2 separate regions of the Mus musculus genome follow, and region 1 is linked to region 2. The links are chromatin loops, found by intact Hi-C in ENCODE. Cell type or tissue: gastrocnemius. All regions are shown on one strand. Each heading gives the region's core, and the rest is flanking DNA. Links, peaks and the distances in the headings are about the cores only.

What was found. Hi-C counts contacts between places; a loop is a spot of excess contacts. Peaks named below come from ENCODE experiments on the same cell type or tissue, not always from the same donor. Only the 100,000 strongest peaks of a DNase experiment are listed, where the experiment ranks them.
Region 1: a loop joins it to region 2, with 5 times the contacts of the local background. A loop is called at or near these places in 10 of 42 quality-filtered maps.

What each region holds. Positions count from the first base shown.
Region 1 is chr19:43,902,839-43,908,211 of GRCm38, forward strand. It overlaps Dnmbp (dynamin binding protein), which reads right to left. Exons shown (of 16, transcript NM_028029.4): 4 at 1-220. Among named protein-coding and RNA genes, the nearest start is that of Gm50217, 15 kb to the right of the region's middle. In gastrocnemius, for the core only: CTCF peaks have their summits at 3,339 (motif pointing left) and 3,893 (motif pointing right); a DNase peak (open chromatin) is centred at 3,350; H3K27ac peaks cover 295 bases.
Region 2 is chr19:43,849,959-43,855,331 of GRCm38, forward strand. It overlaps Dnmbp (dynamin binding protein), which reads right to left. Exons shown (of 16, transcript NM_028029.4): 12 at 4,839-5,171; 13 at 4,175-4,354; 14 at 2,266-2,464; 15 at 1-368. Among named protein-coding and RNA genes, the nearest start is that of Gm24400, 4.7 kb to the right of the region's middle. In gastrocnemius, for the core only: a CTCF peak has its summit at 3,087 (motif pointing right); no DNase peak of the experiment used is centred there.

The DNA of each region.
Region 1 (5,373 bases), core at 307-5,306, 53 kb after region 2:
TCGTCCAACTGGGCAGAAAGGCCCATGAGGGCCCGTGCTTGTCCCAGGGAGTACTCTGGGGCCTGAAGCAACGCACTCTGTGCGTGCCAGCGTCGGCTCCGAGAGGAGAGGCAGAGCTCCTGGACACAGGAGGATGGGAAGAAGCCCCAAGCGCCCCAGCAGCTTCGGCCCTGCAGCCATCCTGCAGTGGGAGCGCTGTCGTCGAGAATCACCAGGTCTCCTGGAGAAAGAGAAGCAAAAGTCAGGACCTTGGCCAGAGCCCCAGGGACCAACTTCATAGCAATTGGGCACTCTTGGCTGTTGTTGGGACAGGAAGGACTGTGTGCGCTGTGGCCCAGGCTGTCACCACAGCTCTCCTGTCTCGGCAGGCATCCTCAGTTGCTAGGATTGCATGCATATTTGAGATGAATCTCTCCTTCCACCACCTGGATCCTGGAGATAGAGCTCAGATTGCTGGGTGGGCAGCAAGTACCTTCACCCGCCGAGTCAGTAGCCAGTAACCAGTAACCAGTAGCCAGTAACCAGTAACCAGTAACCAGCTCTTTAAATAACCAATATCTCAAAACATAACCCAACAGTTACATTTGTCCTAGTGTTTAGATTTACCAGTTTTAAAAGCGCATCCCAAGGTTCTATAATCAATTGCTTTATAACCAACGCTGGATTATATGACTATGGGTACTCATTTTGTGGATTACTAATTTTAATCGTCCTTTTCGCTCCCCTCCCACCCCCCGGCCAGTGATTGGGTCAACTCTCTGTTTTGAGCTGCTTGGGGGGATGTAGAACAGCAGCAAACAGTAAGACAGACAGACAGACTGGGGCAGCAGCTCATGGTTTCCAGCCAAACACACTGGAGAGTGGGCTAGCTGTTCTGTCCTTGTTTTTATATGCTCCTGGGCCTTTAAGAGAGATGCACTGTATATGCATGGCTGTTTGCCTGCATGTATGTCAGGGCACCAGATGCATGCAGTGCCTGAGAAGAAGCAGAGGGAGTCAGATCTTTTGGAACGAGAAGGTGCTTGTGAGTCACTAGTAGATGCTGGGACTTGAACCCAGGGCCTCTGCGGGAACAGCCAGTGCCTTCAACTCTCAGTCACCTCTCAGCACTGTTCTTGATTTCTTTTAAGGACATTTATGGGTACTTCCTCCCTAAGTGCATGTAAGCGAGATAGCTAGCGACGGGCACACTTCTCTTTTGTGCCCTTAGAGTCTGAGATGTCGGTCGCCTTTGAACAGCGAGCGCTCGGCATCCATCTGTCTATTCTTTGACCTCCACTCCCAGGTTCATCTCATCCTCCTGCATCTAACACTGGCTCCCATTGATAATGTCCTTGCTTCCTCTAGTTTCTTCTCTCAAAACATGTCTTCCGCTTATTAATTCTCATTGCTAATACCCTAACCTGGCCTCATCCCCACTGACTTCTCTTTGAAATTTTATCCCAAACATTTCTTCCAGCCTATCAAATTATAAGTGGGCCAATATATTTTTACCTCGTCCCTTTTCTCAAGCCTTAGTCATGAAACATGACGGCCGACTGCTCACCAACTTCTTTTCTAATAACCCGTCTCTGTTTTCTGAGATAGGGTCTCAATCCAGTGCATGGGCTGGCCTGAAACTTGTGCCAATTCTCCTGCCTCAGACTCCCAGGTGCTAGGAACAGCCCTATCCTTATCAACTGAGATCAATAAAACATGTTTGCTCTGTACACACTCTGAATAAGTTCCTTCACAAGGGCGCCAACGGCCTACTCTGTCTTTGCCGCATCCGAGCGTGGCTCAGGTTTCATCCAGTTTCTGCTCTCTAACAACCCATCACGATCTCACCCATGAGACACACGCTCACACAAGAGGGTTTTTTTTTTGTTTTTTTTGTTTTTTGTTTTTTTTTTGTTTTTTTTTTTTGTTTTTTTGTTTTGCCTTTGAGACAGGATATTCCAGACTGGTCTCAAACTTCCAATCCTCCTGCCTCAGCCTTCCAAGTGCCTGCATTAAAAGCATGTACCACCATACCCTGCTGAACACCCCAAATCTTTACTATTGCTTCTGTCTCATTTGAAACCTCAGCAGTCTTCCTTAAAATGTGTTAGGAGATCATATCAGCTTGGGGACCCCCTGTGGTCTACCAGTGAGACCCCCCACTTGTCCCTTCAATCCTGGCGTTTCTATCTCCACAGTGCACAGCACCCGACACAACAGTTTACACTTAGTGGCTGACACCTCGAATATTTTCCACTTCTTTTTATTGTCCTGCCCCCCATAATTCTGTAGTCCTTAATTTATGAACCCACATCCACCCCAGCCAAAGCCTTGGGTCCTGAGAATTACAAGTGTCCCCTCTCAGGGCCCTAAGGCCTGCCAGCCAGACCACAGAGGAAAGTCACTGGTGACATGACTGCCCAGACACAATGGGTCTCTTGGTGAATAGGAGAATCAAAGCATGCCATAACTCCCACTCAGCCAGCTTTGAATGCCTCGCTCACTTCTCGCAGAGCTGTCTGTTTGGCCAGAGCTCCATGAGCCCGGACAATAGGGTTGTTCTCCTCTCTATTCCAAATGAGCCGTTTGGATGAGCTTCACTTCCGGGCAGCCAGTCACTCAGAGAGTGATTCGTGATTCGCAGATAATAAAGGTGGACTTTCAAAACAAGACAAGACAACGCCCAGCTCCCCACCCCCAACACACAAGTTAGATGACTTAGTTACTTCAGTCCGGGCACTCCCCACCTTACATTTTTGATTGTTTTTCCCCCATACCTGGTAACTGCCTTTATTTTATAGGCCTAACTGTTCCTGGGGTGGTTTGTTTTTTATTTTTTTAAAAATCTCTTGTTTTAATTAGTCAAACAAGCTACTCCCGTGGAGTCCTGGCTAATCCTTTCGGACCGGAGGATACCCAGTAATTGTAGTTCTTGGTAACTACGGTGGCCTACAGGTTTGTCCTTACAAGCCCCTGCCACACTCAGCAGGATGACATTCCAGCTGGGAAATTCTAACATGGTCCTGATCAAAGACCCAAAATGGTGGAGTTGGTTTTTCTGGAGAATCTAAGGATTAATACATTCTCTTATAGGAGGAGGAATGATGTGTGGTATCCCATAATATGTAGTCCTTTGTTATTTTTACTCTCCTGATCTTTTTCTCTTTTGCTTCCGGTATTCTTTTTTCCTTCCCTTTTCCTTTCCTTTCCTCTTTTCTTTTTTCCTTCACTTTTTGTTCTCTAGTTTTGACTTTTTGGACAGTGGGTGACTAGCCACTCATACTGAGTCTTCCTTCTAGAAGACTGTTTTGTTTCTGAATCGGAAGCAATTGCTTGGCCTCGGGGAAGGGGGCAAGGGTGACACCTGCTGGAAGAGTCACTGATGACCTCAATTCCAGGACACTCTGAGGGAGGCATCCAGCACAAACCCTCCTAGAGTGTGAACAGGCCAGGCCGGGGCACATCACAACCGAGGAGCCACAGAGCTTCTCTTTGCCTGGTTCACACTACAACCCCAGCAATCCTAACAGCCACCCTGACATATGGAAGTCATCACCTCCAACTGTTACGCAAGGAAACTGGGTCTGAAAGTCGCAAATAACTAGTCCAACATCACAACTACTGCCCAGCGCGTGGCAACAATGGATTTAGATGTAGGACCATCAGCAATCTATCGTCTAGGCTAGGTTACCCACTTTTTAACACTACTCATAACACAAACACAAATCATGCGCGTGTTTGCATGCACGCAAGCAAGCACACACACACACACACACACATAGTTTTCTCTTTTGGCAATTTTCGTTTGTGTGTATGGCTGTGTTGCTTGCATGGTTGTCTGTGCACCCTAGGTGTGCAGTCCCAAAGAGGCCAGAAGAGGGAGCTAGATCCTCTAGAGTTGGAGATACAGATGATTGTGGGCCTCCATGGCATTGTTTGAAATTGAGCCTGGATCCGCTGGAAAAGCAGCCGGTGCTCTTGACTTCTGAGCCATCCATCTCTCCAGCTGCTCTTCATAATCTTAATGATAATTCTTAAAGGTAACTTAACAACTAAAAAGGCACAAAATGGCTCTCATGTAGCCCAGGCTGGCCGTGTAGCTGAAGACAACTGAGCTTCAGATCTTTCTGCCTCTATCTCCTGAATGCTGGGCTAGTTAACACTGAACCCGGGGCTTTGTGGATGTTAGTCAAGCAGACTACCAACCAAACTATACTCTTAAAAAAAAAAAAGATTTATTTATTGTTATATGTAAGTACATTGTAGCTGTCTTCAGACACACCAGAAGAGGACGTCAGATCTCATTACAGATGGTTGTGAGCCACCATGTGGTTGCTGGGATTTGAACTCGGGACCTTCGGAAGAGCAGTCGGTGCTCTTACCCACTGAGCCATCTCACCAGCCCCCCCCCAATACTCTGAAAAGTGTCCAGATCTCCTTCTGATCCATTCATCAGCAGTTTTGTACACACGGAGGAGAAGCTACACCATACAGTGCTGGCTGGGCTTGAGTCAGCTTGGCATGCAAACTAGCGTTATCTGAAGGGAGGGAACCTCAACTGAGAAGATGCCTCCTGAAGACCTGGCTGTAAGACATTTTCTTAATTAGTGATTGAAGGAGGCGGGCCCAGCGTATTGTGGGTGGGGCTATTCCTGGGCTGGAGGTCCTGGTTTTTTTTTTTGGTCCTGGATTTTTTTTTTTATGAAAGCTCTTCCCCCTCAACTTGCTTTTCAGTCACGGTGTTTATCACAGCAGTAGAAACCTTAAGACAGCTACAGTGAAGGTTCCTAGGGACAGATCAAAAGCCCCCAGGGATCTGGATTAACAACCATAGAGCACAGGGCTAAAGGAATGCATATTCCGCTATGAGCTGGTCTCATGCAAATTTACTTTCCATCTAATGAAGTGGCAGGACTGTCTCAAGGCCTAGACTTGAAAATCAGGGAACCTTGGACTTACATCTGATAAGCTGTGTGCAGTCTGAAGCAATACTTCATTCTGTAGTAATGTTGTCTCCAAATAGCAAAATTAATTCTTACTGATGTAAGATATAAAGAAACAAAAGGAATTAAACATAATTTCAGTGTGCCAAGCTTCACAGAAAGGGACAAGATACAACTCAACCTCTTCATCAAGAAAGCTTGACTTATTCAAACCAGAAGCCATGTCAAACCATGAGACATGCCAGGTGTGGGGAGAAAGCCCTGAGAGTTAGCTCATCTCTTTCTAGTCCTCTCTCCTGTGGACCCTCATCCCAGCATCCTCTCCTCTCTCCTGTGGACCCTCATCCCAGCATCCTCTCCTCTCTCCTGTGGACTATCATCCCAGTGTCCTCTCCTCTCTCCTGTGGACTCTCATGCCAGCATCCTCTCCTCTCTCCTGTGGACTCTCATC
Region 2 (5,373 bases), core at 140-5,139:
GATGTCTCTGGCACCATCTGCAGGGTTCCCCAGCCTGCGCTGGCAGGAAAAGCCTGGGTCGGAAGAGCACGTGGAAGGTCCAGTCTCTGGATGCCCTGTGTTCCAGGACACAGCGAGAGTTTCGTGGGCACAGTCCTTCAGTGGAGATGCATCCTGAGGCTGCGTTAGGGCAAGTCCTGAGGTGAAGGACACAGTCATGTTGTTGGAGTTGAAGGTCAAGGCACTGTGGCTGTTCTGTCGATGGCACCCGGGGGAGGAGCCACTGTGCTCTGACTCCGTGGAGGAGTGGCTGGCCACGGAGGCATCCGAATGGCTGCAGCGAGGATTGTAAGGCTTCAGGAAGGAGCTGTAGACAAAGCCTTTGGTGACTGCAGAAGGAAAGAAAACAACTATAGCCTGGAGCAAGAAGAGCGGGGCAGGGGAGTGGGGGATATTAAGGAATTTTCAAAATACTGTTTAAAAGTTAGGTCAGTGGGGTTGGAGCAATGGCTGGGCAGGTAAGAACACAGGCTGCCCTTCCAGTGACCTGGGTTCGATTCCCAGCACCCACATGGCAGTCACAACCATCCATAACTCCAGTTCCAGGAAGTCCAACATCACCTTCTGACTTCCACAGGCACAACAGGCATATATGGTGCTCAGACATACATGTAGCTAAATCACCATACTCAAAAACAAAACAAACAAACTCAAAAAAGCCTAGGTCAAGAGTGACAAAATCAAATGCTTAGTGGTCCACAGCTTGCAGCATCTAACACCAGAAGATGCCCATACCTGTGCCCGTACCTATGGCTACCTTCTAGGTCATTCTTACACAACCCTAAAACGACAAGGTGTCTGTGGACAATTGACAGGCCAGTGAGAAGACAGAATCAGCTGGGTAGTGGTGGCGCACGCCTTTAATCTCAGCACTGAGTACTGAGTTCAAGGCCAGCCTGGTCTACAGAGTGAGTTCCAGGACAGCCAGGGCTACACAGAGAAACCCTATCTCAAAAAACCAAAAAAAAAAAAAAAAAAAAAAAAAAAAACCAAAACAGACAAAATAAAAAACCATGCAGTTAGTGGTGTAACGTCAGCACGCAGGAGACTAGGATTATTGCAAGTTCAAGGCTAGCCTTGCTGAATTTGGCAGTGGCACAGAAGACAATGTGGCAGAATCTCCAGAGCATCACTAAACTGAGAGAAGACTCCGGTGGGCTTAAGTTCAAATACACCATGTCTGGCAAAGGTGGACTGCAAGGCCGTCCCTGTGCAGAGCCCCTCAGAAAGGCCACCTGCATTCATTCCCCCCTCCACACGTCAGAACCGTCTCAGGGTCAGGGCACACTGGCACAAGCACACAGCCGTGTCCAGCACGTGCTCGCTTCAACAAATTGCCTGATGGTGACAGAGGGCTCTTGACCGCACATTTCAAACACACAGTGTTTCTTGTCTTAAGAAAGAGAAGCCGCAGGACCTGACTCCTCCTTTTCATTAAATGCTGGGATTATTTTAGTCTCATCCAACTTTGTCTTTGTTTTGGTCCCAGGACCCTGCTCATGAAGGATTCTAGCTTTCTAGAGTCAGGGACCCTCCTGGGTCCCCGTCATGAGAGGCTGTCTTTGGATGCAATAAGAGGTACATCCTCTGATCTTTTACATGGATTCTGGGTCTGAATTCTAACTGCAACCTGGTAAAACATGATCAACGGAGCCACCTCATAAAGATGCGTTTAAAGAGCAAATGCTAAAATTGGCCTAGGTCCCCAGAATACTTGGGCCATCACGGTCTTTGGAACTCATACTTTTTTGATTTGAGGATATGTATATGTCAAATACGCATTCATTTCATAAGGCAAGTTATGATTACAAATTCTTTCTTGTTACTCAGTTCAGGTTTTGATAAGAAGGTTCTGAAAAAGCCCTGTTCTTCTCAGCTTGCTGCATTTTAGAATTCTGGGGAAATGGGTTACACTGAAGTCCAGAATCCTCCTTCAAAAAAAGAAAGCTACGAGCTGTTTGATTTTGAGTCACTCTCTGAACAGCCATGGACACTGCTGCAGGGGAAGCTGACAAAACCACAGGCTTTATATCACATACACTTTACAGTTTACACACAGAAGGCAAACACAGCGACATCTTCAGGATAAATAATTAAAGCAACTGTCTCTGAAAGTCATCAAAACAACAGTAATCTTTAGCAGGCAGCTTCCGGCTCAACCCGGGCTCCGCCCACTGTAGAAATCAGGTCAACTCTATAGTTACTTCCCCCTAGTCAAAGGCTCACCTCCGTTGTCCACGAGCCAGCGGTTCTGGCTGCCCATGGGGTCTTTCTTTTTGATCACGCCCACCAGGTCGCCTTCCAAAAGGGAGACATCCAAGTCCTGCGCAGCGTTGAAGTTCCGCTGGACGTGGAAGAGCTTTTCCGGCGGGTACCTCGCCAGCAGGGAGCTCCGCAGCTCTTCCGACTGCAGCATGTAGCTTGGCTGAAAAGGTAGAACAGGGCCAATGAGAAAACTCACGCTGGCACCCTGGCAGCTATGGTTAATCTCAGCCTGCCACGGCAGGAGGGAGGCACCAACCCTGAGCCACATTTTTATAATCGAGTCTGGCTGTGTTAGGTAAAAAGCACACTGCAATGTTTTAATGGCTCTGAGGCAAGCTAACACCCTTACTTTATGCAACAACAAGAACAACAAAACAAAAATAGGATTAAAATACAACCAAAGTTCTGAGGCTGGGGAGGTGCTGTAGCCCAGAGGCAGAGCATATTTTTTACATGTGTAAGGCCTTGGGTTCAATTGCTAGTACCAAAAAAAAAAAACCCAAAAAACCAAAAAACAAAAACCTAAAAACTTTTTTTTTTTTTTTTGGTTTTTCGAGACACGGTTTCTCTGTATAGCCCTGGCTGTCCTGGAACTCACTTTGTAGACCAGGCTGGCCTCAAACTCAGAAATCCGCCTGCCTCTGCCTCCCAAGTGCTGGGATTAAAAGCGTGTGCCACCACGCCTGACCCAAAAACATTTTAAAACAAGATTATTTATATATTATGTTATAGTGGTCTGCCTGCACGTATGCCTGCAGGCCAGAAGAGGGCACCAGATCCCATTACAGATGGTTGTGAGCCACCCTGTGGTTTCTGGGATTTGAACTCAGGACCTCTGGAAGAGCAGTCAGGGCTCTTAACCTCTGGAGAGCCATCTCTCCAGCCCCTAAAATAAAATTTAAAATGAAAACAAAAAATTCTAAATACCAAGCATATCACTAGGTCTTATATTATTGTTATATAGACCTAAATAATGAGAGTTAAATTAAAGGGAGGAGCTGGAGAGATGGTTCAGGGGTCAAGGATGCTCTCTGCTCTTGCAGAGGACCAGAGAACCCATTTTAGACACCTCACGACCATCAGTGTCTGGAGCCCCAGAGCATCCAACGCCCTCTTCTGGATTCCACAGGTACCTACACATATAATCTAAAATAAAAATCTTTAAAATGAAAAACTAAAGGCAATAGTAAATCCAATTCTCCCTTGTAAACAAATGCTCATGGGATTTTATGGAGCAAATGCCAATATAGGGAGGGTGACCCGTCCTTCTTGTCTAGAAGCCCACAGGATCTGATGTATCTTACTGCAAATTTTAAAATATGAAAGACCTGTGTTAAAAAAACAAAACAAACAAACAAACAAAAAAATCCCAAAAACCACAATGCTACTCCAGGCAAAGAAGTCATTAAAGGTTTGGCTGTGTTAGCCTAATACAAGATCAAAACCAGACCTGACTCATTTCCCTTAATTAACTTATCAGTGTACAAGTGCTTCACTAAGATCCAAGAAGGATTCAGGAGGCATCAAACTCCAAATCTCCAGGTGGTCCCAGCTGGGTACCAGCAACCGCCTCAGTGATGCCCGAGATGGAACAGGCCCGACCAATAGCCTCAGGTTCTCCCTTGGTTATGAAGTCAAGACTCCCACACACTGCTCATGTGCAGAAGCACAGCAGCTGTTCAATATTAAATATGTCTACCTGCATGGTGCTCACGTGCTGGGCAGCTCCACACCTTAACTCGGTTAAGCCTGGTAATGGCCCTGTGATGGAGGGCTGGCCAGTATCAACTCCTGTCCGGAGATGAGGTGATGCGCTTAGATGCCCGGTGTGCACAGGTCAGTCCTGGAGCCACACCAGGTGCCTACTCACCATGCCCAGAAGGGTCTTCCGGGATGACTGGCGGTCTGTGGTTTTCCTCTCAAAGGGCTTCCTGGGCGCTGGGAGGGACTCGGGGAAGAATGTGAAGACCTGGAGCTGCTGTAGCACCCGGCTGTGCTCCTCAAGGAAGATGGCGATCAAGTTGCCTTCTCGGTCGGTGGCTTTCAGTAACTGCAGCCCGTGGGAGTCAAGACAGGAAAGGAGGGGACACAGATGAAGGACCCCTGGCCCAAGTCTTTAGAGCAGCAGTTCTCAGCCTTCCTAATGCTGCAACCCTTCAATACAGTTCTCACGTTGTGGTGACCCCAACCATAAAATGATTTTCATTGCTATTTCATAACTGTCATTTTGCTTCTGTCATAAATCATAATGGAAATCTCTGTCGTTTTGGTGGTCTTAGGTGACTGACCACACTGTGGTCAGCAGTAGTTGGCTTTATTATTACCAAAATGGCAGCTGATGCAAGAAACAAGGCACGGCCACTTCTTTCGAGCCAGCCCTTAAGATGGAAAGAGATGTTTGAACAACCTCAGGTTTCACAGCACCATGAATGGACCGAGGACCCCTGGTGGGCAGGACCTAATGACCCTACTGTGAATTCGAGAAGTACCAACTGTATTTCAGCGCTGACTTGGCCCCGCAGGGAAGGACTCACCGACAGCAGCGGCTGCAGCTGCTCCAGGGCTTGCTGCACGAAGTCACAGTGGGCTTCGGCATAGCCGTGGATGCAGTTGGTGAAGAGGCTCTGGGCGTACTGCTGGAACTTGGGCAGCTCGTCCAGCAGCTGCGAGTTCAGGGCCTCGTAGTTGTTTCGGGCTGACTGCAGCTCCTCCAGAGTCTTCTTGTCCTTCAGCTTCTCCGCTCGCTCAGTGCAGTTGTAGAAGTCCAGGAGCTTGTCGAACCGCTTCTGCACCAGCTTGTAGGGCCCCGTGAACATGTTCAACAACTGGTTTAAGGGATTGATGACGAGCCGCTCGGTCCTCTCTTTCTGTGGGGACAAGAGAGGTACCTTGCACCCAGGCACACCTTTAATCCCAACACTCAGGAGGCAGAGGCAGGTGGAGGATCTCTGAGTTCTAGGCCAGCCTGGTCTACAGAGTGAGTTCTGGAGTAGCCAGGACTATACAGAGAAACCCTGTCTCAAACAAAACAAAGCAGAAAAGGCATGTTGCTCGGCTGGTAAGCAGCTC